Linked DNA regions of Homo sapiens: regions 1, 2, 4, 5 and 6 are each linked to region 3. Evidence: chromatin loops called from intact Hi-C (ENCODE). Cell type or tissue: mammary epithelial cell. All regions are shown on one strand.

Region 1 (5,000 bases), 360 kb after region 3:
CTTTCCCAATCTTGCTCCACAACACTAGTCAAAATTAATCTGTCCCTTCTCTGGTGTAAGTAATGATTAATTATGAGCATGTCTGGCCTCCCTCATGAAAAATGAAGGCTCTGGAGAATGGGGTCTTGCTAATCTGCGAATCCCCTATTGTGCAGAGTACAGGCTGGAAATGCAGAAAATGTTTTTGCTTTTTCACTTGGAAAAAACTGACTACAGCAATACAGGAAGTTACCATTAAACCCCAAAGTAGGATTTCCTGTTTCTTACTCCCACCTCTGTATTCTACCCTATTCAATGATGAAAAGACGAGTTTCCTAGCCATTTATAAACATTAATTTTCTTTTGGTAGCTTGAACAGATGACAAGAAAAATGTGAATCACTTGCCTGATACCATGTATGTTTTTGATTGCATAGCTTATTTCTCTTCGCAATTCTTTCTCATTGAACTCCATCTGCAGATGCAAAATGAGCCATAGTTATGACACTTAATTCCTTTGAATAATATTGTTGAACATTACAGAATGAGAATAACTTGACTTCATTATTAATAAGTGGATACTCATGTCTTTCCTAACCTAAACCCAGATGGTCAAAACATCTGTTTATATAAATTTCAAGGCAACACAGAACACTAGGGATTTTGGGGAGCTTGGGGGCAGTGGATTTTAACTCTGTTATAGATATGGAGTGCTATGCATAAGGATGCCTTCTGGACATAAATCTAGCCATTCATTTGAAATGTATAATTCTTCATTCTTTTGCTGAATATGGTAAATTTGAGGGCACAGAAGAATGCATAAATGAGAGTTTCACCTGCTGTGCAGTAGCAGTACAGATGTCCTGAAATTAACAATGGCTGTCTTTTGTCCCTGGCCACTTAAATCATTTGAGTTAAAGGCCTCTTTGTAAAAGAAAATTAGTAATATTTTAAAAAGACAACACAGGATAGATTACAAATATTTCTCAGAAGCGCTAGGTACCATAAATCTATTTGGAAGTAGGACCAAAGTGTCACAGAGCTTAGACCTCGAAGGGATAGCCCAAGAACATTGAGTTCAACCCTGACCTCTGAGATTTGGCCTCTCCGGCTTCATTGTCTGTCCATTTCCTCCCCTCACAGCTTATGCCCTAGAATGACGAATTGTTCTAGGTCTCTACCCATAACTGATGGCTTCATAGCTCATTCCTCTCCTGTCTGGATCACCCCCTCCTGTAGCCTACCTCTTCCTGCTTAACTAGCTGCTCATCCTTCCAAACTCAGCTCAGAAGCCTGGCTCCCTTACACACTTGAGCTGGGATTCATGTCTGTGGGCTGTGTTTCCATAGTACCCTTTGCTGAAGTTTATCACTTTACTTAGCACATTTTTAATGAAATTATCTATTTACCCATTTGCCTCCCACACGAAGACATAAGCACTCACCTCTCTGTTTGAGACAAGTAGCATGGTCCCTAAAACTACTCAACTGCCTATTGGGCATTTTACGCTTAGCACATCCAAAACAGAACTCCTAATTCACTTCTCCATACAAACAGAGGTTTTCCTCCATTTCCCTCATCTGATGGGCACTACCACTCCCTCAGCTGTGAAAGCCAAAACCTTGGAAGTCATCTCAAAACTTCCCTTTCTTCCATTCCCCCATTTCAATCGAAGCCCTAGCAACTTTATCTCCAAAACCCCAAAGCCACCCATCTCTCTATCCTTTCTTGCTGGGGCACTTTTACTGGAAAGCTAAAGAAGTTTAATTCTCAGCATTTCCCCCTTGCACAAGCCTCTTCCAAGACCCTGGGCCTGTGTGTTTATAATTTTGTATTCTTCTTCAAGGGGGCCTGTAAAATTGTAGAAGCTTCAGACTCCACAGAAAATGAATCCACCCCTGGTCTGGCCTACTGTTCTCCTCACTCTCTTGGCTCTTTACAATCCAGCAGGCATACTATTCTTCTAAAATCATCAACAAATCAAGTCACATTACTGCTTAAAACCCTCCTGTAACTTCCCATTGTTAAGTATAAAGACTTTACCTCAACCTAGAAAGCTTTGTGTGAACTGGACACTTCCTCCCTCTCTGAATTCACTTCATGCCCCTCTCCTTCATCAGCCACATCTGTTCTTCACCTGTCATACTTTAGTGCCTTACCCGAGGTTGCTACTTCTGCCTTGAACAACCCCTTTCCCCCAGATCTTTACCCAGTTGACCTCTTCATGCCATTCTGGGCACAGTTTAAATGTCTCCTGCTCAGACAGAATTTGCCTGATTATTCCATTAAAAGTGGCTCACCCATCCCCTCTCTCATATCATGTTACATAAAAACATTTGAAACTTTCGTATTTTGTCTATTTGTTAATTTTCTGTCTTTCCCCACTAGACAAGCAAGGGTCTTCTCTGTCTTAATCACTGGCACCTAGAAATGTGGTGCATAGTACATGCTTAAGAAATATTTTTAAATTAATTAGACAACAAACTAGGAAACTCAATTAGTATTTGTGTTTGAAATGTAGTTAAATCTCATTAAATAAAATCAGAATCATCAGTAAGAACATATTCCTCTCCTGAATTTCATTACCTGAATATGGAGGTTTTGTTCAAAGAACTATGTTAGTTCTATACCACTCACACAATATTGTATTAAGTTGTATAAAACAGAATATGGAAGTGAAGTGAAACTAAGAAAAAAATAACGTTTGACACAAACCTTTACTATCTCAAAAGGAAAGCGTTCATGAAAAATACGATTGATTTTAGCACCACCTGAGAGTTCCAGGGTATCTACTTGATCCCCTGACCCTTCAATTCTCTTCTCAAAGTCCACAGCAAATTGCTGAACCATCCTGTAATTGTTAAAGAGAAATAGATTCAAGTCAAAGTTACAAGCCTTTGCACTCTTCATTTTCTTTTCCTATGATTATTCCTTAGAATCCTTTTCCAGGTGCTCTTAGTGGCACCTACTGGCAGAGTTAACATTGCACTCTATGTAGTACTCACAGTGTGATTATACAAAATACACATCATTAAGATTTTAGACATTTAATTAGAATAAATATTTAAATATAGTTGTCTTTCAATGCCTTCTGTTCATTTGATTGCAGTCATAAAATGGTATTTAAAGAACACTTGAAATAGAGAGTTAATCAATTAAACTTTATGTAGAATAATCAAATGGACCTGAACTCCTATGACATCACAACCACCTAGTGTCCCAAATGCTCCAGCTCTATTACTCCCCCAATGTCACAGCCTCAGTCTCTCCTCACATTCATCCCTAGGTGATCTCAAGGTTGCCATAGCTTCAAGGGCTATTGAGAAATAGTTTCTCCACACCTTCCGCTTTAGCCTATAACTCTCAGAAGAGTGAGTGGCCCATATGCTCAACTGTACTGGATGTTTATTTCCTCTTAGCTGCCTTGAACTCAACACACTTAAAACAACCTCTCAATTTCTTTCACTCCCAAACCTGCTGATCCTCCTGCATTCCCAAGTCTCTCCTCATGGTGGATGATACCACCCACCCCAGGCAGGGAATCTGGGGCATCCAGCATACCTCCCTTTCCCTCACCCAACAGTTGCAGGGAGCCACCAGTTGTAGGTAATTTCTTCTCCATTACAGCTCAGCTGGTTGAGCTCTTCCTCCTCACACCTACTGACACTGCCTTGGTTCAGCTCTCAGCAATGCCTCCCAGCATCACTGAAGGCTCCTCTAGATGATGATCCTGCTTTTGAGTTTATCTTTGTCAAAGTCAGACCTCACCCTATCAGAATAACATAGATTTGTGACCCCTCTAAACTAGCTCTAGCCTTGTTTTTCAATGGATCCCCACAATTCGATAATACAATCAAAACTCTTTAGCCCATCTCCCAGCATTTTATGGTCTGGCTTTGGCTGCCTCTTCAGCCCCATCTCTTACCACTCATCCAACTCACCTTCCAGCCAACCATAAGGAAGCCATTGCAGTTCCCCAAATGCACCATGTCCCTGTGCTTTTACACTTTTCTTTCTGCTCAGAACACCATTCTCTCTGTCCCTTGCTGCTTTGCCTGACTAATTTTTACGTGTTCTTTAAGACTCAGCTCAAGCATTGGTTCTTCCCAGAAACTTTTCATGATCCATGACTCTATCCGGCACCACTCCTCATCGCCCCTCCTCTGCATCTTCAGCGTGTTTCCTGCAGAGCATTTGGCACAGTACATTAACATTGCCATGTCTATTAGTCACTCTCCTAAGGGCAAGGAATGTGTGTTTTCTTTACCTTTCCCTGCTCAACATAATTGGGAGATTTAATAAATATTTGTCCCAGGAAAGAATGAATTACCTTACACTGGCTGCTTGAAAGAAAGAAAGAAAGAAACACGAAAAAAAAAAACCAACTATTTTCATTTGTGATTACCAGGTTTAGAAACTCCAATTTAAACATACTGGAACTACTTTCAAATTCAAAATCTAAAAGGGAAAAAATTCAAACTATCTAAAACTTGTATCTTTTCATTCCCTTCCATCAAAATCATGGATGAATGAAAAGTAGCTGCAAATTATTTAGGCCAAAGAAGCTAGACTGTAATTGGATTTAGTTATGTTCATGTATATGCTAATTTTATTTTTTAAAAACACCTGGAGAGGTATGACATACACACTGAAACATGAAAAATTTTTCAGAAAGTGTACTTCTAGCTGCTCCTTCCCTTAAACCCTATACCTCAGCCACCTGGCCCATTTACTAATCCGAGAACAAATGTTACCAAAGTTCTCATGATTCTCTTGCCCTCCTCCTTCCACATGACAAGGTCCTCTCCTACCACAGGCCCTCTGTTTTCTCTGCAAATTCACATCCTTCCTCACATGTAACTGCTTCCTCATCCGGGCTCCCTTAATATTTTACACTTACAGAAACATAGCATTTATTAGCTTTAACACAATTAATTGTGTTAAATTGTGTTAATTTTTATGTCTGTTTTTCCCTACTCTACTGGGACTTCTTGAGGGCAAGAATCTTATTATCATTCATTT
Region 2 (5,000 bases), 77 kb after region 3:
TGCAAATAAGAAATGCAGTACAAGAAATTTCATACAGAGACTCAGTGCAATGCAAGTGACCAGGATTCGACATACGTACTATTCAATAATTGAAGTATATTTTATGGTATAAGAACTAAAAATATTGGTTTTTATATTTTTTCCAAATGTCTTTTCAAAGAGTGGTGGAATTAGTTATAAATATTAGCCATTACTTTGTGGAAGAAATCTTTAATCAATTTCAAAAGTTACCTGCTGTTTTTAAAAATCATACTATAAGTCGACTGAGTTCACCTCTTTACTCCTTCACAAATGCCTGTCTTGTGCTTTTCTGGTAATACTTTATTATATATTATTACTTGGGTTATAAGCAGTTATATCAAGATATAAATTTATAAAGTGACACATTTTCAATACCAACCATGTATGTCAACTTATTCCATAATAGCACATTCCATCAGATTAAACTGCAAAAGATTTCCCACATTTGTTTTACATTCTATATGTATGGCTTATGAACAGAAATTTTGACGAATTCCAGCTGGTTTGAATATGCCGGCCAACTCTTATATAACAGATTCTTTTCAATTCTTATTGTATTCAATGAGGCCCGTTTTAAGTGGGCCACCTGGTAGGGTGAAGCACTAATGTATCTCCATAGAAAAAATAAGAAAACAAATCGCCCAACTAAACGTAAGACCATCTTCTCAAACTACATTACTATTACATTTCTAATATAAGTGAGAAATAGTTCTAATCTTTTGGAAAAGTTGAATTAAAATTTAAACAAACTAGCAACCCCATGAACTATTAAATTGCTCATTGATCTATTATAACAACAACATTAAAATAATTTCCACCATTCCTGTGTGTTGCCTGGTTTCACAAAGCTATCATACACATTTTGGCCACCCCCTGCATTCCCCACACCCTTCTGCTTCCATCCAGCTGGAAGACATCAAGGGCACAGAAGCCAAGTGAAATGTTGACCCCACCCTCCTCCATCCATTTTAAGGCACCTTCAAAGCCAGAACACTGATCTAGTTCAGTTTCGTCAACAAAGCCAGCCATACTGCTATTTAAGACTCCAGTTTGGGGTTTTTGTAACTGCACATTAACATAAGAGGTTTGATTTTTAGTCAAAAACTTCAGCTGCACTGAATTCCATCCTATTGCTGTACCCCTTCTGCAGAAGGGTCCTCATTATTAAATCTTCAAAATCTTTTCTTTTAGTGTGGGAGCTCTTTCCTTATAATGTCAACCTCTCTGAACTAGCCATTAGACCCTGAAGGATAGAATGTTTCCCTTCCCAAAAGTCAAAACGGAACAGCCATTATGGTAGTGCAAATGCACATTTTCCCCCAAATTTGCACACCCCATATAATTCGTGCACTGTAACAGATGACAGTCATTCCAGCATGCACAGGAACACTCTTGTCAAGACATGCAGGAGCGGAGCAGGGGCTGGGGGGACAGAAGAGCTGCAAGAGGACAAATAACTTACTTTGTTGTTCCCCTATGCATGTAGCCGCAAGGAAAAGAAAGAGAAATATGTTAAACAGAAATTTATTTTAAAATTATGAGGGTTTTTTCTTCTACTTTCTCTGGATATTAAAAAAAATAAAATGAGGTTTTTCTTGCTAGAGTGAAATCAAAACAAATGATTTAACTATTCACTGACATCTCATACATACACATACAGCATCCAGAGCTCATGGACAAGTCAAAGAATCCACATAGGTTACATGAAATCATACATTTATAACAGCAGAAACTTAGAACAGTTGCCCCCTTTCTTTCTATTTGGAATACCTGGGGTATGGGAACGTGGCCAGAAAGAATTGGTTTGAATCAGTAATAAGTGAACTGTTAGCGTGAAAGGCAGAGCATTTTGTGTGCCGGCTTGCCCTTTCCTGACAGCTCCTCCTCCAACATGCCAAGCAGTGGAAAATTTCATCAGCCAGTGCATTTTTAAACAAACACTGCATCCTTGGTTTCAAAGAAGGTGGAAAAAAAAAAAAAGAAGGAAAAGAGAGCAGAGGAAAGGAGTGGGTGGTTCTAGGGAGACAGGGTAAGCAGACCAAGTTACGACCTCCATCTGGACCATTCCTTTATTTTGTAAATTATGAGTTTTGCCTTAGGTTGGCATGGGAAGCAAGGACTGTATAGTGGGGATGCTGCCAAAACAAACATGAGTCCACACTCAAGAAATGGGTCTGGAAAGGTTAGTCACAAAAATGTAGTCATTTCTAAAAGCGACACTCTGGGTAAAGACACAGAACCGCCAGCAGCAGGCGGCAGGGCAAATGGCTCTCCTGTTTCAACCCTGAGCTGCAAGAGTATGATTTATATCAAACAATTTAACTCACATATGGCCTAAAAAAATAAGACGGTGATTCATTACTCCCGGGGCAGCCCAAGTCCTCACAAGGTCAGATCCTGTGGGGGAGACGTGATGGGATATGGGCCGGGAACAGATCTGAACTCTTCTCACAAGGGGCCCAGAAGGAATTTCTCGCTGAGACACAGGGTGGAAGAGAGCTGTGAGTAAAGTGTGTGCATCTGTGGAGACCTAGAACAGGGCGGAGTCACAGGTCTGGCTGTAGATTTGGCATTTAGTTTTAAGTTGAGGATGTGAAGGGGGAAATAATATATACAGATATTTTCTGGAGAGCGGAAAGGTAATGATCCCAGGAGAGTGTGTTTTCTGGAAAACAATGCCAATTCGTGACTCTAGGGAAATGCCTAATCCAGGGACCATCATATTTAATAAAGAAAACATAAATTTAAAGACACTGATAAAATAGTGAAGAGAAGTTTCTTGGCATTGTGAGTTGCCGTGATATAACCGTTAACACCCTGGCTTATCTGAGACATAAATAATGGCATAAGAACGAATGAAGGGAAAAAAAGAGTCCTTTTTAAAAATGATGCCAACTGTTCAATAAGGCAATAAAGATCCCCACTGGGAATTTTACCGGGAATAAAAGTCTTATTTTAGAGAATAATGGGACCCTGGTTCTCCCAAGTAGTGCAATATTGCTGAAAATACTTCAAACAGATGGAGTTTATTGCATTCCACAGCAGTGCAGCTTTTGATCTACCAAATAAGTTTCAGGAGTTCAACCAAGTATTTTTGCACATTAGGGAATGACTGGCTTCCCCACTCGATGGCAGATGGTTCTGTTTGTAGTGGCAACAATGATGTCACAGGGTAGGAGGCCTTAATCCTTAAATACAAGAAACACACAAGCGGAGGACGTGGTGTGGCTTGGCCATTTCTTGTTTCATTCAATCATTTCCCAACTGTCTATTCTGAGAGAGGCGTAACAGTCATGAATGGTGAAATGTAAATGCTTTATAATTCCCTTCACTACTCTGTGTGGCAGCAATTTATGTTTAGATCCCTGAAAGCACTTCATTGAAGAAAAACTAAGACTCTTCAGAATTGGCCATGTAGCTCTTCTAAGTTTTGCTGAAAATGCTAAGAACAAAGTTATGTGTTGGGGGCTAAGTACCAAGCATTTTAAGTCTTGTATTATTAGACTGCTGAAAAAATGCATATGAGGGGTCATCAGCACTTTAATAAATATGTATGCAGGTCTGTGGCTATTCCTCTTCTTCTCCTACAATAACGCAGAGACTTTTTCTCCTGTTATTTGACACAGAGAAAAATTCACTTTCAGAGTTTGTCCAAGAGGAATTTCTGAAGTTTCAAAAGGACTTCATTGTAAAGTGGTTTCAATCTGCAAAGCCGACCTAAAAACATCAGTTATGACTGGGACAGTCCTGAATTCAGAAGGAATAGTGAAGTTCCAGGGTGATTCACTTCCTGCCATCATTTTTAATCTCTTAAGAAAAATACACGATAGGGGAAGACCACTTATATATACAGCTAATAAAACCTCTTTAAAAACTCTGAGGTGTCAGACTTAGTAAATATGCAAAACTGGATTTGCACCAAATTTCTTTCCAGGACATTGTTTCAGACTTCCTACCAGTAGGCGCGCATCTGAGAGCAGGCTTGTGAATTCTCAGCTCCCGACAGCCTTTCTGCTCACTCCTGACTAACCGATGGAGGCTGGCCTATCCCCCCAGAGTGCATCAGATCTCCCTTTAAATAACTCGGCTTGCTTAGCCAATAGATGGGAAATTCTCCTTCACACACCCAAATCCCACTGATAGTTTCCTAAGAGAAGGGAAGTAATACTTAATTGGGAATTACAGCTTCATGGACACAATGATTTTAAATAATAAAAATATTATTGTTCAACTCCCTCTTATGAGTAAGAACATACAGTGTTTGGTTTTCTGTTGTTGTGTTAGTTTGCTGAGAATGAAGGTTTCCAGCTTCATCCATGTCCCTGCAAACGACATGAACTCATCCTTTTTTATGGCTGCAAAGTATTCCATGGTGTATATGTGCCACATTTTCTTTTTTTTTTTTCTTTTTTTTATTATTATTATACTTTAAGATTTAGGGTACCTGTGCACAATGTTCAGGTTAGTTACATATGTATACATGTGCCATGCTGGTGTGCTGCACCCATTAACTCGTCATTTAGCATTAGCTATATCTCCTAATGCTATCCCTCCCCCATCCCCCCACCCCACAACAGTCCCCAGAGTGTGATGTTCCCCTTCCTGTGTCCATGTGTTCTCATTGTTCAATTCCCATCTATGAGTGAGAACATGTGGTGTTTCGGTTTTTGTCCTTGCGATAGTTTACTGAGAATGGTGATTTCCAATTTCATCCATGTCCCTACAAAGGACATGAACTCATCATTTTTTATGGCTGCGTAGTATTCCATGGTGTATATGTGCCACATTTTCTTAATCCAGTCTATCATTGTTGGACATTTGGCTTGGTTCCAAGTCTTTGCTATTGTGAGTAGTGCTGCAATAAACATATGTGTGCATGTGTCTTTATAGCAGCATGATTTATACTCCTTTGGGTATATACCCAGTAATGGGATGGCTGGGTCAAATGGTATTTCTAGTTCTAGATCCCTGAGGAATCA
Region 3 (5,000 bases):
ATACTATCCAAGAATAGTTTACAGTAGATGCTGGAAAGAACACAGAACTTGGAGCCCACTTAAAGGATTTAAGGAATTCTCTAATATGATTCTTGCAGTGTATTAGAGCCAGCATTTCTTTCCCCTGTGAAAATGAACCCATGATTTTATAATGTATGTCATTGGGAAAATATGAATCAATTCATGGAATTTGAAATCAGAACATAGGGAGAAAAATAGTTCACAATTTTTTGATGATACAAACAGGTAATATCCTGTATAAATTAGCCTGTGACATAAATGGTAATATAATCTGCTTTGTCACACTTTCTTTACATTGTCCTACATATCTGACTTGGATTTCACCCATAGGCATGGTGCCTAATATACCCACTTCTGTGGTTGTGGCAAAAAAGCAGCTTAAAGGATGATTTACCCACATTAACTCTCCTCAGTTTATGATCTGTAAAAAGAATTTTACAACATTCACTCAGGCAAGCTTTTCAATAGAATAGAACAAGAAAGTGTGTTTAAGTTGGTTTTTAAAATAAGTATCGGGCTAGTTTCAAAATAAATTTTGATTGAGGCTTGCAAGTCAATTCATTTTATATTCCTTCATCCCCTCAGTAAGCCCTACTTATGTACTAGGTACTGTGTTAAGAGGTAGAGATACAGAAATAAAGAGTCACTGCCCTGAAGAAGTTTCTTGTTGAGATGGAGAGAGACAAGTTAACTATGACCACAGTAGGATTATGCTAAAATTTTTGCTTCAGGAGTTTCAGAAACATCTGGAGTCCTAGCTTAGAGTTGGAAGGAGGCTAGGAGGTTGGAAGGACTTCCAGAAAGTACGGAAAGTTAAGGGGACTAGCATTCCAGGAATAGGAAAGGTATGTGCAAAGGAAAGAAAGCCAGAAAGTACTGAAGTTTGAGAAATCAAGGGTTGTCTTATTCTTTATCACAAATACCAAATGACTTGTTTTGTCCCAAGTCCTAATAAAGTCATGAAACAGGTAACATGAAGGATTTTTAGTTGTATTAAAATATGATTTCTAAAAAGCATTACTTTCCGAGATTAACTTTTAAGTATTTTGGCCTTTGTACTATATCATTGAGATTATAAACTTGGGGGAGGAAAGAGCTAAAAGAAACGCAGAGAAGCAGAAGGCAAGAGGGATACAGTGTGAGAAAGCATGCAGAGAAAGGAAGTGGTTTTACAGAGATTTACAAGTGATTTTTTTTCCTTTGCTCCTTCCTTTCCTCCTTTTCTCCTGTCCTGCCCCTTCCCTCCTTCCCTCCTTTCCTGCCCCTTCCCTCCTTCCCTCCTTTCTTCCTATCTCCCTTCTATCCCCCCTCCTTTCTCTCTTATTCCTAAAGAGACCTCCAGAAACTTATGTGCTGTAGAAACCTACTCCCACTGATGGTGAATGGGGTAAACCTTTTTCTGACCCTTCTCGTCACTCCCACTTCAGGCACCAGGAGAGGGAGAGGCCAACTGCCACCATTTAGGGGAAGGAGGAGGCAGAAAGGAGGTGCTGAGAACTAGCTACTGGGCGAGGCAAGTGTCCGCTTCTGAGAAGGAGGAGGAAATCAGGAGGAAGAAGGAAAAAGAAGAAAGGATAGGGAGGAAAAAGGCAACACTTCGAATCTCTGTATGACTGCACAATTCATTTCTGCTTTGGGAAGATAGAAAAGACTTTTTGTCCCTTTCTGAGAGGGAGCAAGAACCTTTCAAGCATGGGGATGTGACTTGGGGTAACTATGTAACTAGAAATACTCACAGAAAAATAACCTTTCCTTTTCCTTTTTTTTTTTTTAACAACAGCAAAAAAAAAGAGCATGAGGAATTTGAAGACTGAGAGATGAGTTGTGTAGCACCAACATTTTCTTTCTGCCTGACCTTCATACCTGATGAATTAAAAGGTCAGTTTTAAGTGCACCACATGATAGGCTTCTGTCACTTCTATTAGCCCAGGTGGTAAATATGAAGAAAAAGAATTACCATTTATTAATCGTCCCAGTTATTTTTTTTTAAATCCAGCAGGAGGAGCTCTAACATGCTTTAGAGCTCAAATTTTAAAAACAAAATTTTTTAAAGCAAACAGAGAAAAACAGAGAGGCATTGTGCTTTGCAGGCTGCCATGTCAGTGAACAAATATGTGACTAAGTCCAATTAAATGCTTCGTGAGAAGCCAAGGAAGCCAAGCAATGACACTCGTGGAGACAGAACGGCCCACATTTCCTCCCTTCCACGAGCCTCCTCTTTCTGATGCAGTTAAGATGGGACTGGTCTGCAGTATTAGCTCTTACAAAAGAGGGAGCAAAAGGATGATTTCTGGGCAAGACTAGATGTAATTCTTTTCCTCTGAACATGTCATATTGTTTCTAAATGAGTCTTTGACACTGGCTCAAGAATTTGAAACGCCTTGAAAAACAGAATTTTCATTGTTGGTTGAAGGCACTATGAAACTCCTAAAGGTTCAGTCGCTTCTACTCAGCGGCTTGTCAGACGCTTTTTTTAAATGAGAGAAATGCTGTGTTTGTAAAAATTGGTGCTAAAAGGGTAAAGAATAATATGTCCCCTGGGCCATGTAAAGAGTCTGCAGAAAGAATTAGGGCTTTCTAACATACACACATAAACTGGAACACAAAGAATTTACTCAGGAACAGTGAGGAGTATATGAATTTAACAGTTATGGGATTTTTAGGGTAAGCCTTTCCATTTTGGACAGTGTTGTAGGGGTGGAATGGATGAGTAGGCATATAAGATGATCAGAATTACTTAACATGAAGGAAATTTTCAACCAATCCGTTTTAATCTCTTGCCAACAAGAAGTCAAACTTTTGTTTTACACCTTAATGGTACACCCACATTTTAAATTTTTATACAAGCTCCTACAGAAACTTTAACTAGACCAATTCAGACCAAAAGTCACTAAATAAAGCTAGTCTAGACGGAAAATCTATGAAAACCATATGTCTTTTAGGCATCTGTCTTACAAAAACTACCATCATCCTGGAGAAATTGTTCACAAAATATGCTTTTAGGAAAACACTGCTGTACTGACCATGGAGGCTGTACGTAAGAAGATGGCTGGACTTGGAAAGAGTAAAGCCAAAATGTTTATAAATGAAAGGCTCTCATTTTCACATACATCTAACTGCCTGTAAACATTACTGAAAGGATGGGCCAAGCAGATATCATTTACCTTACCATTATTCTAGAAGAGATCAAAAAAGTTTACAGTTTTGTTCCTCCTCACTACTACAGAACATTAGACCAGGGGATCTCAAAGCAACTCTGTTCTCACCCACAGAGAACTATTTTGAATAATGTTGTACGTGGATGAGGCCAATAAACCAGAACATTTTCTTCTGATTATTACCTCATCCTGCTGGCCTGCCAAACACAGCTAGCAGGCAAGTGTTTGATATAAGTAACTAGAGGAAGACTGTTCTGTATAATTGGGCGTAGGGATCATCTGAGAAACAAGGGAAATCAGAAGGACTAGAGTGCAATGACAATGCAGTAAAGAGGAATATTCTCAAATCTTGCTTTTCCAATTCAACATTGCTTTCTGAGCTAAAGACAATGGTCAGTGCTACCTTCAGTATTCTAGGTACATAATGTTTCACCTTAAAATGCATTTTAATTTTAATAAGTGGTAAGCAATCCACAGAAAAGAAATATAAATGCAAACTTTGCAATAAAAATAACATTCTAACTGAAAACTGTGAATATCAATGGAGCCTATGAAAGTATTTATGAACTGCAAAGATAACTTGTAATCCTCTAGAATATTTTACTGAAACTTATTTTTCTGCAGGAAGGGAGACTTTGGAACAATTCAGTAGCAATAATTATTGGCATGAGTAACTCCATGCGTTTTTCAGTCACCTAGAAGATCGTGACTGAACAATATACATCAAATAGCCACATATGGCAAAAAGGTCCTAAGTTAGAAGAGGAAAATACCAGGAAAAAAAAAATGAAATCTATAAGATGTAATCAGTTATACACCAAAGTTTTAAGCAAACACCAGAAACACTATTTCAATGGGTTTATTCAAAGATATTGTGCTTTAAAATGAATTTTCAATGTAAGTATGAGTTTTCATGCATTAATTATTAAGATAGTGATGGAGTAATTTAGAGTGTTTGAAATATTAAAATGAATCAAGCAATTATATCAATATCCTTCATTAAAGATTCCCGAACTGAACTGTAGAACACTTAAGTAAGCTAATCACAGTCTACTGATGAGTCACAGGGGTTTTTCTGGTCCATTCATCTTAGTCCTAAGTGGTACTATTGTTAGAGCTAAAACTATAAGTCTGCTTTCATACAAATCATACGCAGAGCACAGATTTTATTTTGACTTTAGACCCAGGTATTTGGCGGGAAATTACTGCAGTGGTTTTTCTGTTTAACACATTTACTAATGTTTCCTTAATTTTTCCACCCCAAAGGGCAATAATTAAGGTGGAATTTGCCTCACATGAAGTTTTATTATTTTAGTTATTAAAATAGTTTCCAACACTACTGAGAAGCAAAAAGCAATTCTCGTTGTTTTAAGAAGTAAGTAGACATTTTCCTCAGTTCTTACAGCTTTTCCTCAGTGAATGGTATTATAGCGAGAGCAGTGGGGCAGACTTTCTGGTGTAGGCCCTTGAGCATGATACTACTTAAGGGTAGATTTACTTAAGGGAACAATTTCATTCACTCTTAAAATTGGCTTTGAGAATAATGCTAATATAAACTTAAAAAAATACACATGGTACAGAATGTATCTTACATAAATACCCATTCCTGAGTGGAATAATTTCATTGCAGACTCTCTGGACTGCGAAATGCCTTTAAAAGTCTTTCTCATCTCCTATTCTCATAAGAGGTCTCATTCTAGATGAGATATATACTAATCTTTTGAGATAAATGAAATACTGCAAATGAATGTTATATATTTAAATATACAGACGAACAGTAAATTTAGATAATGTTACCTCATGAAAATCTGAAACTAAATA
Region 4 (5,000 bases), 310 kb after region 3:
GCAAAGGAAAGCAGCACTGAAGAGACACATATAATTTTTTCCTAAACAAGTAACAAATACTAAAATTTATACAGGCTTTAAAAAAAAAATCAATGGAGACAGACCTAATACCAAAATTCCAGGTCAGTTTAATTCTGGAAGCAAAACCAACTCAATGGGACTCCTAATAGCACATAACTCCTAGTAGCATATAAACCAAAAATATAATAACACCACTTAAAGAAAAGCTGCATTGTAACATTAATAACATACGAGTTGACATATTTGCAGTGTCTCACAGGTACAGAGGAGAGTTGTAATGGAAATTAAGTTAATGATTATTGAGTATATGCCATGTTCTAAGTGCTTTATCGATATTAATCATTTTTATTCTCACAGCAACCCCATGAAGCAGTTACGATTATTCTTCTTGTTTCATAGATGAGGAGAGAAGCTAAGTGACTTTCCCAAAATCACTCAGCTAATAAGTGGTAGTACCAAGTAGCATGGCTCCGCATCACAAACTCTTTGTGATATTGTCCAGTCTCACTGCTTTGAATTCCAATATATTCTGACAACTCCTTTAATGCATCTCTGGTTTGGATCTGCCATGTAGATCCAAATATGTATGAGTCCCAACTCTGGACTTATTGATGTTTTTAACAACTTAACCTCATCACTTGGGTATTTAATGGGCATATCATTCTTAATATTTCAAAACTAAACTCCTGAAATCCCCCCTAAAATCTGTTCCACCCACAGTCTTCCTTCCTCCTCTTAACTAATGGCAATTCTATACCATACATTCAAGTTCCTTGGCCAAAATCTTTGTCTCCTCTTTCTCTCACAACCCATATCCGACCATCAGAAAATGCTGTCGACTACTTTCTTATAATAAATTTAACATTTAACCATCTTTTCATCACTTCCATTGGTCCCACCTTGGTCCAAGACACTGCCATCCCTCATCTGGATTACTGTAATCATTTATTCTCTGGTCTCTGCTTCCACACTTGTCTCCCTGAAGTCTATTCTTAACAGACACCAGAGTGATACTTTCAGAAGGACTATGTTAACTCTTCTGCTCGAAACCGTGTACTGCATCAACACCATTCCATTTAATGGTAAAAACCAAAGTCCATACAAGGGTCTACAAGGCCCTACTCAAGCAACCCCCACTACTGCCTCTTTGACTCATCTCCTCCTACCCTTCACCTTGTTCCCTGAAGAGTTCCAGCCACACTGGCATCTGCTCTTTTTCAAACCCACCCAATACACTCCCATTTAGAGCCTTCAGGCAAGCTAGCTCCCTAGGATGTACTTCCCGCTTTCATCTGCATGGTTCCCAACATCTCTTTCAAGTCTTCATTCAAATCCTTCTTTTCAGTTAGGACTACTCTGACCACCCTATTTATAACCGCATCCCTCCCTTCCTCCAAGACTATCATCCCCTTTACCCTGTTTGATTTTTCTGTCTGGCATTTCTCACCTTCCGATACACTACACGGTGTATTTATTTTTTGTGTTTGTCTGCCCTTTTCCATTAGACTGTAAGCTCCTAATGAGCAGGGGTTTGCGTCTGTTTTGTTCACTGCTATATCCCCAGGGCCTGCAAAGGACATGGCACATGGTTGGTTTCATGAAATATCTGTTCGATGAAAAGCCCAATGAAGTTGATGCCATTATAACCCTCATTTTAGACATAAGCACAGAGGGTTAAAAGCCAGAAAGGACTCCAACAACTTAACAACAGAGCCCACACGTTTCATCACTAGGTTACTCTATCCCTCAAAAGGACAAAGGCTTTCTTTTGGTGGATCCATGAATAAACACGTATCAATATAAGAAACACAACTCATTTTGGTTATTCTGGGAAGATCAGCAATACTCAGTATTCTTACAGATTGTTTAATAGTTTATGGAAGCTGTTTTGGAGATCAATGAAATGGTCTAAAATAGAGAAAAGGGAGACTAAAGCTCTCAGTCAACTGTTTAAAGTGATGGGATGTTGTGCTGCAGTAACAAGTTAGAAATCAACACCACACTTAGAACAGCTGATCAAAATAAGTTTTTAATAAACTCCTCTGATACATTTAAGCTGCTTTCCTTCACTCAAACTCATGAAAAAACACTGCATTCAACTGAAGGTGGGCAGGGGGTGGGTGGTGAAAGGCCATACTGTATTTGGTTGCTAAAAATATTTTGTGTATATATTTTTTTCCAATTTAAAATTTGCTAATTTCAACTTCTTCCTTCCTTGTTTTTTATTTTTCCAGCTTTCTGTTAAATGGTTAATCCTCTTAATTACGATGAAATTATTTCCTCTTTAACCATTTCTCTGAACAATCTAAATCTACATTATTCAGGTCTTGTAGGTGAGGCTGTGAAAGAGGTAACCAGGATCCAATGTGCCCACACCGCCCTCTGGCTGCCCTCATGCCCTGGCGCACACAGCGTCTTGAGTAGCACTCTCCTAAGGGCTTCGGATCTCCTCCTTACTTTCTTTTTCCACATTAAATGTCACTTTTCCAGCACCCTCCAGGCTTCCTGCTCTTCCAGGAATGCATGAGAAAACTACTATTATAATGAGATCATGACACCTTCATAGGTTATGTTTATCTCTTCCAAGCACCATAATTGTGTTTTAGGAGTAATGTTTTCACTGAAACACTGACTAGTGGTGAAAACCTGTGATAGACCCACAGGTGCTTCCTTTGAACAAATTATTGTAGACCCTAAAATTATGTATCAGTCCCCTTCAAATCACTTAAGGGAAAAGAAGTTGAATGTAAAGCAAAAGCCGCAAAGATCGTTAATGACTCCTTTGCTACCTTAGGTGAAAAGTTTGATCAAAATGGACTTCAGTCGCTCAGCTATAAAATGTGTATATGTGTGTCATAAAGGAGACAGACAGAAACAGAGACAGAGAGGAGGGCTAGAGGACTAAACAAGTTGTTTCTTAGGTTCCTTTTAGGTCCAATATTCCTTGAGATGCAAAATTACTCTCAGAAGCTTATAAGCTACACTAGATAAAGACAATGTCCATTGACAGTTTCCATCTGTGAAATAATGCATATTTAGGATCTACCACTTGTAAGAATATGCCAAAGGAAAAGTAGATTTACTTTATAAGCCAATCTCAAATATTAGAGTTAGAAAAAACACTAAGTTGCCTCTATTTTCCACCTAAAGAATCTTTTTGCAGCAATTGGCCCCATAAACTTAAACATTCTGTTGCTAATGATGTATTTAGCTACTTGAAGTTACTTCAAAAGCAACAACAACAAAAAAAGCTGCCTGCTTAGAATACATTCTTTCTCATAATTCTTCTGCATAATAATTGAACTGAGAGTATTTCAAAACATTTATTTAAAAATATGTTCCTTAAAAAACCTGTAAGGACTTGCAAGTTAACTTGAGCCCTTGGACATGTTCTTGGATATAGTTACTTAACCAATTAACTCTGAAATATTATAAAACATACCTATGTATGGTGTTTTAGTTTAACATAAATCAAAAACTATAGGGCACGAACTCCGTAGCATATAAAAATATGAATAAGGTATAGTTCTTGTTATCAAAAGCCTACAATTTGTCTGGTACAAGTAATGATATGCATACACAAAACAAAAATAACAAATAAAAAATAAAATCCATATTAATAAACATGTGAGGATGTAATAGAAAGCAAAAACAAAGTGCTTCTGTTTTAAATGTGGGATATAATTACCCATATCTTCTCATATGTGTGTGCGTGTGTGCACGCACATTTGTCGTTTGTCATATAAATTCCTACTACACACAAGTCACTGTGGAAGGCTTTGCCAGAACACTAAAACGTAGAACCAAATTGGTGTATGCTGAGACATAATGATTCTAAAAGTATATAACAAGAAGTTTAAACTTCTATAAAAATAAGAGTACATTAGAAGACAATCAGAGAACCCCTAATGTTATCTCTTGGCTCAAAACTTTTTTGCACAGTGTCCTATCCTTGTCTATGATGTGTGACCATTTATCAAATAAATCCTATACCATTGTAATTTCTCTGAATGTTCAGGGACAAGAAATATAATTTCAGATGATATGATCTGAACTGTTTGTAGCAAACTTGAAAAGAAGATAAACTTTAATAAAGGAAAACAAATGACTACGTTCCAAGAGAATAGACTGGTATTAGCAAAGCCAGGAAGTAGAAAGATGAGGCATATGGGGAAGTTGTGGAGAGTAAAACTATTATGGTAGAATTATCCAATCATAGACTGGGGTTTGTAAGTGATCTTAAAAGCCATCTAGTATAATAACTGTACGTTGGGGCCAGTTATGGAGAATTTGGCTGTTACTCTGAAGGCAGCAGAAAACATTCCATGTTTCTGTGCCAGCAAGTGACATGATCAAGGCAATGTTTTAGTACAAATTAGTTCCCTGAAATGCATAGTATTGACTCAAGCAGAGAAGACAGGAAGCAGTCAGCCCAGACCCCCTGTCTCTGACTATTGGAGTCCTGTCCAGTCTTAAAACTCCAATCAAGCATCATGCCTGAATTATGCCTTTTTAGAAACCTCCAGTTATCTCTCCTTTTCATGCACTCCCAAAGCCTTGGTCTGTGCCTGTATTTTATAAACAAGATTGTAAGTTGGGTTTCCAACAATGCCTGCTCCTTGATAGTCAAGAGCATCAATCTTGGTATTTCTACCTCTCTCATCACTGACATTACCTAGCAGAGGGTTTATGGTAGTATCTTAAGAAATACGTATGGAATTCTGTTTTGATGCCAGGGTTATTTACAACCAGACTATCAATGATCATCTGTACTAGGAAACCTAAATAATTTGAAGAAGCATATCATAGGCATGTGTTAAAGCAAAAGTATGGTACAGTTAGGGATCCCAAAGTGGTCAGACTGGCTGCAGCATGGACTTAGGGAGTAGAGTAGAAAGGAATAGTAACAATAGAATAGGCTGAAGAGGTAAACAAGATACAGATTATAGAGAGCCTTGGAAATTACATTAATAAGTTTA
Region 5 (5,000 bases), 250 kb after region 3:
ACAAAACATGCGTCCGTAAATGTACGTTTTAAAATCAATTCTCTCACAATCTTTGTCTTTTGCAAACTTTCTGAAGACTGTAAAATCAGTTGCATTAAGTTTATGATTTATAGCTTTCTGATTTAACTTCTTTTTCAGTTGTTGAAGGAAAATCTCTTACTCCTCTGAAATATTTCTCCTTTATTTTACAGGCTGATGTTGCATCTCTGCCTAAGAAGGCACTTCACTGCAGTGATTTGAGGGAAGCCATTTGTTTGTGATTCAGGAAAGGGAAGAAAAGTGGAATGCTCTGCTACAACATATCTATTCCTTTGAGCCCTAACAAAATAGGAAATGCAGGAGATTAGGGGACTGCATTGCCTCCAATTAAAAAAAAAAGTGCTAATCTACACAACATAAAGCCAAACTAAGTGGGGCTATCTTCTCTAATTTGCAATGAACTAAGGTCAGCTAGATTTTTATCTTAGATACAAACTGGGAAGGAGAAAACAACAAGAAAGGAAACACTACAACTTGGTTAGATCCTGCTTTTCACACAAGATTATATCACTGGTAGCTGCACAGGATGCTTCCAGAACATTAGAAGGCCAAAAATAAGCAAGGAAATATGGTTGGTTCAATGTTTACATTTATTTCAAAAAGAATAGTTCAATCTGGTGCGTAGCTGCAGACACATATATAAATATTAAAAGCACACTATGTTTTTTATTTATGATTTTTTTAAGAGAGCTGTAATTCTTAAGTTATTATCATGACGAATATTTGACCAGAAACCACATGCATACCATATAGCTCTTTACTCATTCTTTTAACAGTTTACTAAATGGACTACCATCAGCCAGTCAAAAAAAAAAAAAATACAAATATATTGTTCCTGCCTTCAATTAGCTTATATTTTATCTAGGAAAAAAAAGTTTAAATACATAAAATAACAGTACAGGTAACGTCTTAGTACAAAACTGTGAAAGCGCAGCAGATAATTAATTGGCATTTTAACAACAGGAAATATAAGCACTATAAGAATTCGGTAGGGGAACAAGTTGTTTCTGTAGGTTGACAATATCCTTCTGAGCACAGAAAAAAACTGAGTTTTTCCATTTGTGGACTCTGATGAAATAATGTTTAAGCTCTCTGAGCTTTAATTTTATCATCAATAAAATGGGGATGATAATAATAGCTACACTATAGGATTATTATAAGAAACAAATACGTTGTACATGAATGGATTTTGTAATCTGTAAAGAAGCTGTAAAATGACCATTGAGAAAGTAGTCAAAGGAATCATGCCAAACAGTTACCATTAGTTTGGGAAGACAGAAAGGGTTAAGAAGTTGGAAGGGATAATGATGATTAAGAAGTTGGAATGGATAATGATGATTAATTTTTTTCTTGACATACCTCTCTATTGTTTGAACTTGTGCACTAATCTTGTAACAAAAAAAACTTAAGGCTATAAAATATTAGCTGAAGTACGCATATCTGGATATCACAAAATAATTGTAAACACTAGTAACCCTGCCCCTTTAGAGGTACACAGAAAGAAGCCTCAGTCCTGGTTTCAATTTGAGAATTTCCAAAGTCATAAAAATGTGCCAAGATTGGGAACAATAACTAACTGAAACAGCGTTTCCTTTTAATAACCCTTTATAATAGAGCAAATTTTGTAGTCACCCAAAACCATCTATTGATTCAATAATCACTTTGGTCAACAACTTTTGAAATAAGCAAATTAAATAACTTTAGTTCCTCAAAGTCAAGGATTTGTCATGTCCAACCTTGCTTTCTAGGGCCCAATACATTTTGGGTATTCAAGTGATAACTTTACAGACGTAAGAAAAGTTATTAAGGCATTTCCAAATCAATGCCAAGGACTTTTCAGAGCAGAATGACCAACTTTTTAAACTGCACTTGGTAACAGATGTGTATTCCTAACTTTTTATGTAAGTGTGAGCTTTTTGAGGGCAGGAGTCAGGTCTTAATCTTTGTATGCCCAGTTGCTGGTATTGTGACTAGCAGGTGAGTAGGCAAGAATAAATATTCGTTGAACTATTTGGAGGCAAGAGCACCCACAAACACTTCAGTTAACTGGAAACTCAAGGAGATGGACATATATTCTAAGGGGAACTCAATTTCTATAGCTGTCTCTGGAGAAAATTCCTTAAAATGTTTCACGAGTCATAATGATTAGTATAAAGTTAAGTCACTTGATGGAAATATTGTAAGATTCTATTTGGTGTAGGTAGTAGAACCATTTGAGGGCATATAGATGTACAGACTAAGGTGAAATCATGGTGCAGTCTGATCAAAACCACCTTTTGTTTGCCTTGACAAAAATTTCCAAGGCATGTCTTATGGACATAAATGAAAGTGGGCAGAAAAAAAGGCTTTCACTTTCTGTGGCAGAAGCAGGTCTACACCTGGAATACTGGCTGACTACTGGTTCAGTGGTTTATGGCTCCTCTATGAGGACTTCATGTGAGTAAACACACAGATACTTTGAAAAGAATGGAGTTGGTATCCACATATAATACAAGTATTAGATTGTATTTAGTCACACTTAGATCATTTCCAGTAATATGCAAGCAGTGACAGGGAAAAAAGGGAGGTGAGTCTTATGGGCTTGTGCAAGCACTATTGAATAGGTCCTAAAGACACAAATATGGAAGCAAAAGTACAGAGATATAAAGTCATTCCTCTGACTCCTATTGATGATATAAATATTTCTATGAATGGTGTACCCAGTGCTAACCTCTGTTCCATCCTAAGATGCCAGATAATTCATGTTTATCTTATTTAATCTTCCTCACAAGATAACAAGGGCTTGTCATAACTTTTGAACTCTTCAGTAGTGTGCTATTTAATGATTCAAAAGAGGCCATTTTATGAAAAGCAAATGCTTTAGGACAGTACTCACTTGAAGCTTTTTGAAATATACAATGCAGCGTATAAAAAAGAGATATATTTTTCTACTTCTAAAAAGTATTTCAGAAGGCCAGTGGAAATGAATTGCTTTGGCTGTACTTTCTTTAAAGAAGGCTAAGTTTCTTAGTCTGGTTGGTCAAATTAAATTTGGAAGCTACCTAGAAATTTTCTCACATTTTGATCTTCAGAAGGGCAATTAATCAAGCTCTTGTTTGAGGCGACTCTAGCTTTGATCAGAATCCTATGGAGGGAAAGTGAGAGAACTACATATTCAGAATATTCAAGAGTATATATAATTGAAAACAGCCACAACAGGGAAAGAAAAGTAGATGCCAGTGGGCTGATATCTTATAACCTTTGGTCAAGCGGTACTTGGCAAATTTCAACAGATTTAGTTAACCAGAGATAAAACTAAGCCACAGAATACCATGAAAACAAAACAAAAGTATCAAAACAGAATCAGGAATTACAAGTGAAAAACAATGCTATACCTAACAGCATGGATCTACCAGAGGCGATTTGTTAGAAGACCTGAGTCGTTGTTTCGTAGTGGATGCTTCAAACAAAAACTGTAACGTTTCTTTAGGTCAAACTATAGCACAGCATTCAGAGACCCAGCCAAAATAGCTGAGGGAAACTAGGAAGGCCACATGTGGAACTAATTACTCATGTAGAGGCCATGACAAAGAACATTTCTCCAGACTTTTCATGGGGGCTTCACTTTCAGGAAGTTGCTATAATTACTGTTCAAGTCTAGAGCAGCCTGCAAGCTGCTGACAGATTCAACAGACAGGAGAAGGAGGGAGAGAGAGAAGGAGAGAAAGAGAGAGAGAGCGGGAGGGAAGGAGGGAGGGAGGGAGAGAGAGGGAGGGAGAGGGGAAGAGGGGGAGAGAGAGAGAGAGAGAGAGACAGACAGACAGACAGACAGACAGAAACTTATCTGCCCTTTTTGACGAGTGAAATACCAGAAAATAAAGTGCCACAGGAAAGCTCAAAAAGGTTTCCAAATGAGCTCTGCCTTCCAGTGTTCAACTTTCTGTTTACTATTTCATCTACCCTCTATCTTCAAATTACTTCTCTAGCCTGGGTCAGACAGTAAATTTGTACTTCTACACTAACTCACTTTCAGTTGGCCACAGCCGAACTGTACATCTTGACTCTTTTTTTTTTACAGCTTTTCCATACTGGGGCCCACTTCCTGCCCAGTTGAGGAAAAAAATCTGGCCTGAAGATGAAATGACTGCTTAACGTTACACTAAAACATCTGGTACCATTTTATGCACAGACCCATGTCTGAGAGCAGGCGATTCTAGCGGTCTCTCCAGCGGCACAGCGCATACCCAAACCTCCCCAGGGTGACATCATCCCATATATGGACTCTCCAGCCCAGCCCTCCCCCTTTTCCTGGTCCTAAATTCATTGCCAGTTCCCCAGTCTGCAGCAAATGTGCCACGTCAAGACTGGAAATCACAGCCCTTGAGTGTGTCTCAGTCAGCGCAGCAGAATTCAGGGGGGAAAGCTGAATGCAACCCCTGGTGCAGGAAGGGAGGCTTTTCCTGAGGACCGGGAGAGGATTTTAAGTACATAGAAGGAAGCTTCTGGAGATCCTGCTCCGTCGCCCCAGTGTTCAGACTACCTGTTCAGGACAATGCCGTTGTACAGTAGTCTGCACATTGGTTAGACTGGGCAAGGGAGAGCAACGCCATGGACCGCTGGGGACAAAATGGGCTGTTTCCAAGGAGAAGACATTTGTTTGCTCCTTTTTTGAATCTCATATCCAGTGTTTTTCTTCACAGGTTTTGCACACTAGGGACCAAGAAGCCCTCGGGGACACTGCTGAGAAAAGACTGCCGAAGGGAAGACCAGCGGGTAAGGCCTTCTTGACTGCTCACCTGGTCTGTGACCAAGGGAACCTAGGTGGGGAGCCCATGATTTGTGTTAACATGCAAGGGAAACAGAGGTACATGTGTGATGGGTAGAGATGTATTTAATTTTAAAAGAGCAAAAGTGTGTGGTATATAGCGATTTACTGTTTTTTTTTTTTTTATTTCTGAAGATTGATAATTCAAGTGTTTTCT
Region 6 (5,000 bases), 400 kb after region 3:
AATCCTTTTCACTGTGCCATCTGGAACCATCTTTATTGTCACCAAATTACTCCAACACACTCACACTCTTGTCTAAACAATAGCTCTCACTTCCTTGCCTTTATTTAAACTGAGTTCTCTTTTTTATGCCTTTCAGGTAGAGACTGTATATTCTCCCATGCTCCACAGAGCCCAGGGTTAGAGGAAAAGAGTAGAGATTAAAGAATTTTTCTTACTCCTTGGTGCTTCTCCAAACCCAAATCTTCCACCTTCACATTAAAACATTGCTTTGGAACCTGACATCGTCTGGGTAAAGCAGCTTCTATTCCCCCTTGTTGCTGTCTTCTACCAAATGTCTACAACACCCATTTTCAACACAAACACACACACACATTTTTTGAAGGTTTTAGCATCATCATGTTAGTCCTCACTCCCCTTAGTTCCGCCATTATCCAAGCAGCAGCAATGTGCATGAGGACGATGTATCCAGTCCGCTGGCTATTGAGTTCCTTGCCTGCTTCTATTCAATAATTTTTCAACTGCAGGCCATTTTAGCAATTTCCTCCCATGACCACATCCTGGACATTTATAACCTGGACTTGTTCCAGCTGTAAATCATAAACTCTAATATACATCTCTTTAACCACAAACTCCTATTCTCCCATTTTTCTTTCTTCTCTTTATAGGAACACATTGCTATTCTTCAATCTTGTCCAGAAGCCCATCCCTGAAACCATTTCATCTTCCTCAAAACATACAGATTCTTTTTTATTTCACTTTCTTCCAAGTATTTCACAGTCTGTCTTTCCAATTATTATTTTGCCAATATCCTCAACTCTTTTGCCCACTTTTATCTTCCATTCAACCCTCCCTGCAAAATCCTGATCTAAAAGCAACCCAAGTATTTGCCTCTTCAACCTCCCAGCTGCTGAGTGGTTTTGGGAATTACACAACCACTAAGCTTGGTGCAGATGCACTATGGCCTCAATAGAGTCCCCCAGTGCTGCCCACTTTCTCCTTCCATATTTCTCCACAGCAGCTGGTCAAAATACATTTCTCCCCAAATGTCTTACACAACCCCCTTCTCTCTTATCATCCTTACCTCACCCCCACCCCAGTTCTTCCTCAGCTGATAGCCTTGCTCCCCACTTACAGTGAAAAAATCTATGTCAATAGGCAATAAATTATTCAAATACCTCTCCAGATATCTACATATAGGCCTCATGTACACTTCCTTACTTCACTCTTATCTCAATGGAAAAAAATAGTTTTTCTTGTATTCAAGGTACCTGGCAGCCACTCAAGAAATGTTGGAGAGCAAGAAGGGGAGGGGGAAGAAATAGAGGAAAAAGAGGAAGGGGAGGGGGCAGGAGAGGAGGGAGGGGAAGATCCTAAAACTCAGCAATGAAAAATGGAGTTCTTACAGAACTTTAGAAGAATTTCGCTTTTTTTCATTGTCATATTTTATTTACACTGCCAACAAAATAACTGTATGAATCTAGTTTAATTATATATTCTGGGGATGGCTTGTAGAATATGTTTTTATAACAACTTTTAAAAGAGCTATTACATTAATGGAAATGTTAGAAACTCATGGTCACATCAGAATCCAGGAGTAAGATGTAATTGCATAGGAAACTATTAATTGTGTTTTAATGTCTTTGAAATAAGAAAGACATAAGAGCACAATTATTCTGTAACACTAAAGTCATCATTATTAAACACTTTTACCTTGAATAGCAATGCAACATCCATATATTAATATAAAGAGAATTTCTGAAAAAAATGAAGATTCATGTTACTAATTGGCAATTAAATTCAGAAAAAGAGAGAATATATTTATTATCTTCTTACTTTTTTAAGTCTTTTTCATGAACAGTGTTTCTTTTCTACATTAAATTTCTACATTCAAACTCCACAAAGAGCATCAGGGAAATTTTTAACTTCTTCAAGCAGCGTCTTTACAGTGACCCCCAGTGGCAAAAAAGGAATGAACGCATTAGAAATCCACGTTGAGGCCTTTTACATTGATGATAATAACAAGCTCTATTTTAACAGCACATTCACTTTATCATTGTGCCTTCACATTTTTCTTTTGTTCTTACTTTTTAAAAATCCAAATTTTACACTCACACATTCACATTCAAGTCCTAAAAATATTCTTCCTTTTTTTCACAGTAAATTTTATAATCATATCATTTTCCCAATTAAATCAGCATATCAAAGAATATATACTTTCATAAAAAGCTTTTTTAAGCCTATAAAGCTAATGTGTTTGTTGTCATATTTTCAAATCTAAATAAGACTCAATTTACTTTTTTAAAGCTTAAAATGAAAGTGTTCCTCTATACTTGGGCAAGCCCATTTCTCAACATGCAGATAAATGATCTACTCTTTGCAAACAAGCTGAATTATAACATGACTTAGCGTTTGTCTTGTTCAAGCCCAATGCATAGTAAATTCTCAATTTAAAAGAACAATGAATTGGATAGAACTTGTAAAACAAATTTTTCAAAGACTCCAAACCCTTCAGGTTTAGTCTTTGTTTCTATTTTATAATTGAGTTTATGGGTCTCAACCATATTATAAAAAGCTCAAAAACATATTCCTGAAGAAGTCAAAACATGGCTTCTATAAGCTACATATGAAGTCATTTTTTAATCTGATTTTTTCATACATATTAACTGATTCAATAAATATCAAGTAGCATTTGGGCGCTCAATGCAATTAATTAGCATCTATTACATTTGTTAAATTGGTCAAATAAGCAAAGAATTTTAAGGTAAAATGGAAATCTAATTGGGGTGAAGAACAGGTGCAGAGACAGATATAGTACCTGGAAAATAGGTTTCCTCCATGAATTGTTTTTATTTTTGCAGTTTATAAACATATTCTTTATATTCTGAGTGTTGACAATGCCTGGATGTTTGAAGCTTCTGCTCAACTAAGCAGCACCTCCACCATCTCTATGACCAGACAGCAGATTGGATATCTGCTAAATGTTGCCAAAGGTCAATGAATATCAGTTTACATCACCCATGGATTTTTAACATTTTCCAGATTTAAGAGGGAGATATCAAAAAGCAAACGCTGAAGGAGGTATGTAGGGACACACCCCCATAAGATGAATTTAAAAGTCTGCCACCAGCTGAGTAGTTAATTCTGGCCCAATTCACGAATTTCATCTCAAGAGAAGATGGTGCCCTCTTTCCCAGCCAGAGGTCTCACATTCCTCTTGGGATGGTTTTATACTCTAGGAAGACCTCTGGTCATGCTAGATTTAGAAATGAAATTCATTTGCTGTGAAATAAATCACCGTGAAAGGGATTTCCAGACACATTTGCCTCCCTAGCGAGGCCTTTGAACAGCCCTCTATTGTAGATGACAAACTGGATGGGTAATGCTAAAATACTGCTGTGCTCAGAAGATAAAAGGCACAGTTATAGTCTTCATGGGTAATGAACTCATGATCAAGTAATCAATCAACACCACCACTAACTCCTCTGCTTTCCATACAGGAAATGTGAATGTCTCTCAAGGGTGAACGGTTCAGCCAGGGTATAGCAATATCTATAAAACAAGCAGATGTCAGTGACACTGCTAGGCACCTTGAGCAGCAGTGTAAACATAATGTCTTTATTATACAATCATTAGAACTTACCAGGATAGGCAGATATTCAGCCATCATAAATAAACTCAATACGATCAAAAGCTATCTCCCCACTAATCAATTTATCAACTAACTTCATCTGTCTCCATGTCCTCTTCCTTTCCTATGATTAAAATGGAAAAATAATCCAATTCTCTTCAATCTATGGCCAGGACTCTCACAGGTGCCCTGTATCCCATCCTCATTCTCCTAAATCAAGGACATTTCTCACTCATTTTTCCTGCCTTTATCCCATTCTCCTGCATTTATCTCATCTCTATCCTCCATCACCAATTTAATTTCTCTTCTACATCATTTCCATCAAAACACAAACAAGTTATAATATCTCCCATCTTTCAGAAACATTCTTTTCATCTTACACTACTATTGTTAGTGTTTCATTTTTCTGTTTCCCTCTACAGTGGGCCTTGAAGAGCTGTCTATAATTCCTGTCTTCACTTCCTCACAGCCAAGTTTTCCTTGAACCCTCTCTAAGGAGACTTTCCTACCAAACCCTTCTTATCAAGGTCACCAGTGACCTTCAAGTGCCAGATCCAATGGTCAGTTCTCCACCCTTATCTCCATTGGGTGAAACATAAAAGTCTAGTTTTGATACAAAGATTGGAGGTGAGGATGATTTGGACCGAGTTCAAGGTTGTTTTCTTTCTGTTTACTACTGAATCTTCCAGCAGTGGATGGAAAGGAATCAGGAGCTAAGAATACAAGTGACTGAATGGATGCAGCTTCTCAGCATCTTCCTGGCTCCTCAGAGAGCAGCATTTTAAGTTTGAAGTCCAATACAGCCTGTGAGAACTGGGGAAAACTGACAAGCCAGAGGGACAAAGAAATATGGGTGCTCTGTCTTTGACGTCTTTAGGTTGGGAGCAATCTAGCTGTTACTGGGCTTCCTCACATTCCTAAGCAGTAGGCCTGGTTGACCTGCCACATCACCCTCCTCTATCTCTCAGCCACATTTGGCATGGCCAATTACATTGCCCTTCTTGAAGCCATTTTTCTCTTGTCCTCTGGAATGCCACAGTCACTTGATTCTCTACCGCTTCTTCATCACCTCTGCTATTTTCCCTCCTATTCACCACTGCTAAAATACTGGAGTGCCCCGGGGCTCTGTCTCTGGCCCTCTTCTCTTTTCTACCTACACTCATCTCCTAAGTAATCTCAATTCAACTAGTCTCAAAGCTGTAGACACCACCTGAATTAATTCCCTAGGGCTGTCATAACAAATTACCACAAACAAGTGACTTAAAACAACAGGAATTTGTTGTCTCACAGTTCTGCAAGCCAGACATCCAAAATCCAGCTGTCGGTAGTGTCATGCTGACTCCCTCCAAAGCCTCTACAGGAGGGTTCTTCC

Evidence for each region. Hi-C counts contacts between places; a loop is a spot of excess contacts. Peaks named below come from ENCODE experiments on the same cell type or tissue, not always from the same donor. Only the 100,000 strongest peaks of a DNase experiment are listed, where the experiment ranks them.
Region 1: it touches region 3 in a loop (14-fold over the local background); 24 of 110 quality-filtered maps call a loop at or near these places.
Region 2: a loop joins it to region 3, with 4 times the contacts of the local background. A loop is called at or near these places in 19 of 110 quality-filtered maps.
Region 4: it touches region 3 in a loop (14-fold over the local background); 62 of 110 quality-filtered maps call a loop at or near these places.
Region 5: a loop joins it to region 3, with 6 times the contacts of the local background. A loop is called at or near these places in 60 of 110 quality-filtered maps.
Region 6: a loop joins it to region 3, with 12 times the contacts of the local background. A loop is called at or near these places in 54 of 110 quality-filtered maps.

The regions. Positions count from the first base shown.
Region 1 is chr1:172,039,838-172,044,837 of GRCh38, reverse strand. It overlaps DNM3 (dynamin 3), which reads right to left. Exons shown (of 21, transcript NM_015569.5): 8 at 2,694-2,829; 9 at 386-453. Among named protein-coding and RNA genes, the nearest start is that of MIR3120, 96 kb to the left of the region's middle. In mammary epithelial cell, a CTCF peak has its summit at 2,944 (motif pointing left); a DNase peak (open chromatin) is centred at 4,127; H3K27ac peaks cover 622 bases.
Region 2 is chr1:172,319,824-172,324,823 of GRCh38, reverse strand. DNM3 (dynamin 3) reads right to left here. Exons shown (of 21, transcript NM_015569.5): 17 at 1,484-1,495. Among named protein-coding and RNA genes, the nearest start is that of C1orf105, 98 kb to the left of the region's middle. In mammary epithelial cell, a CTCF peak has its summit at 2,277; DNase peaks (open chromatin) are centred at 1,933 and 2,283; H3K4me3 peaks cover 329 bases; H3K27ac peaks cover 1,940 bases.
Region 3 is chr1:172,396,718-172,401,717 of GRCh38, reverse strand. The region is part of intron 20 of DNM3 (dynamin 3); the gene reads right to left. LOC102724528 (a long non-coding RNA gene) reads left to right here. Exons shown (of 3, transcript XR_001738294.3): 2 at 1,802-1,899. Among named protein-coding and RNA genes, the nearest start is that of C1orf105, 21 kb to the left of the region's middle. In mammary epithelial cell, a CTCF peak has its summit at 2,028 (motif pointing right); DNase peaks (open chromatin) are centred at 2,157 and 4,247; H3K27ac peaks cover 622 bases.
Region 4 is chr1:172,087,815-172,092,814 of GRCh38, reverse strand. The region is part of intron 12 of DNM3 (dynamin 3); the gene reads right to left. Among named protein-coding and RNA genes, the nearest start is that of MIR3120, 48 kb to the left of the region's middle. In mammary epithelial cell, a CTCF peak has its summit at 2,408; a DNase peak (open chromatin) is centred at 2,424.
Region 5 is chr1:172,144,156-172,149,155 of GRCh38, reverse strand. The region is part of intron 14 of DNM3 (dynamin 3); the gene reads right to left. It overlaps DNM3OS (DNM3 opposite strand/antisense RNA), which reads left to right and starts at 4,321. Exons shown (of 4, transcript NR_103486.1): 1 at 4,321-4,502; 2 at 4,719-4,791. It overlaps MIR199A2 (microRNA 199a-2), which reads left to right and starts at 4,512; the gene lies at 4,512-4,621. In mammary epithelial cell, no CTCF peak of the experiment used is centred here; a DNase peak (open chromatin) is centred at 2,445; H3K27ac peaks cover 1,168 bases.
Region 6 is chr1:171,999,890-172,004,889 of GRCh38, reverse strand. All of the region lies in intron 4 of DNM3 (dynamin 3), which reads right to left. Among named protein-coding and RNA genes, the nearest start is that of MIR3120, 140 kb to the left of the region's middle. In mammary epithelial cell, a CTCF peak has its summit at 1,950 (motif pointing left); a DNase peak (open chromatin) is centred at 4,949.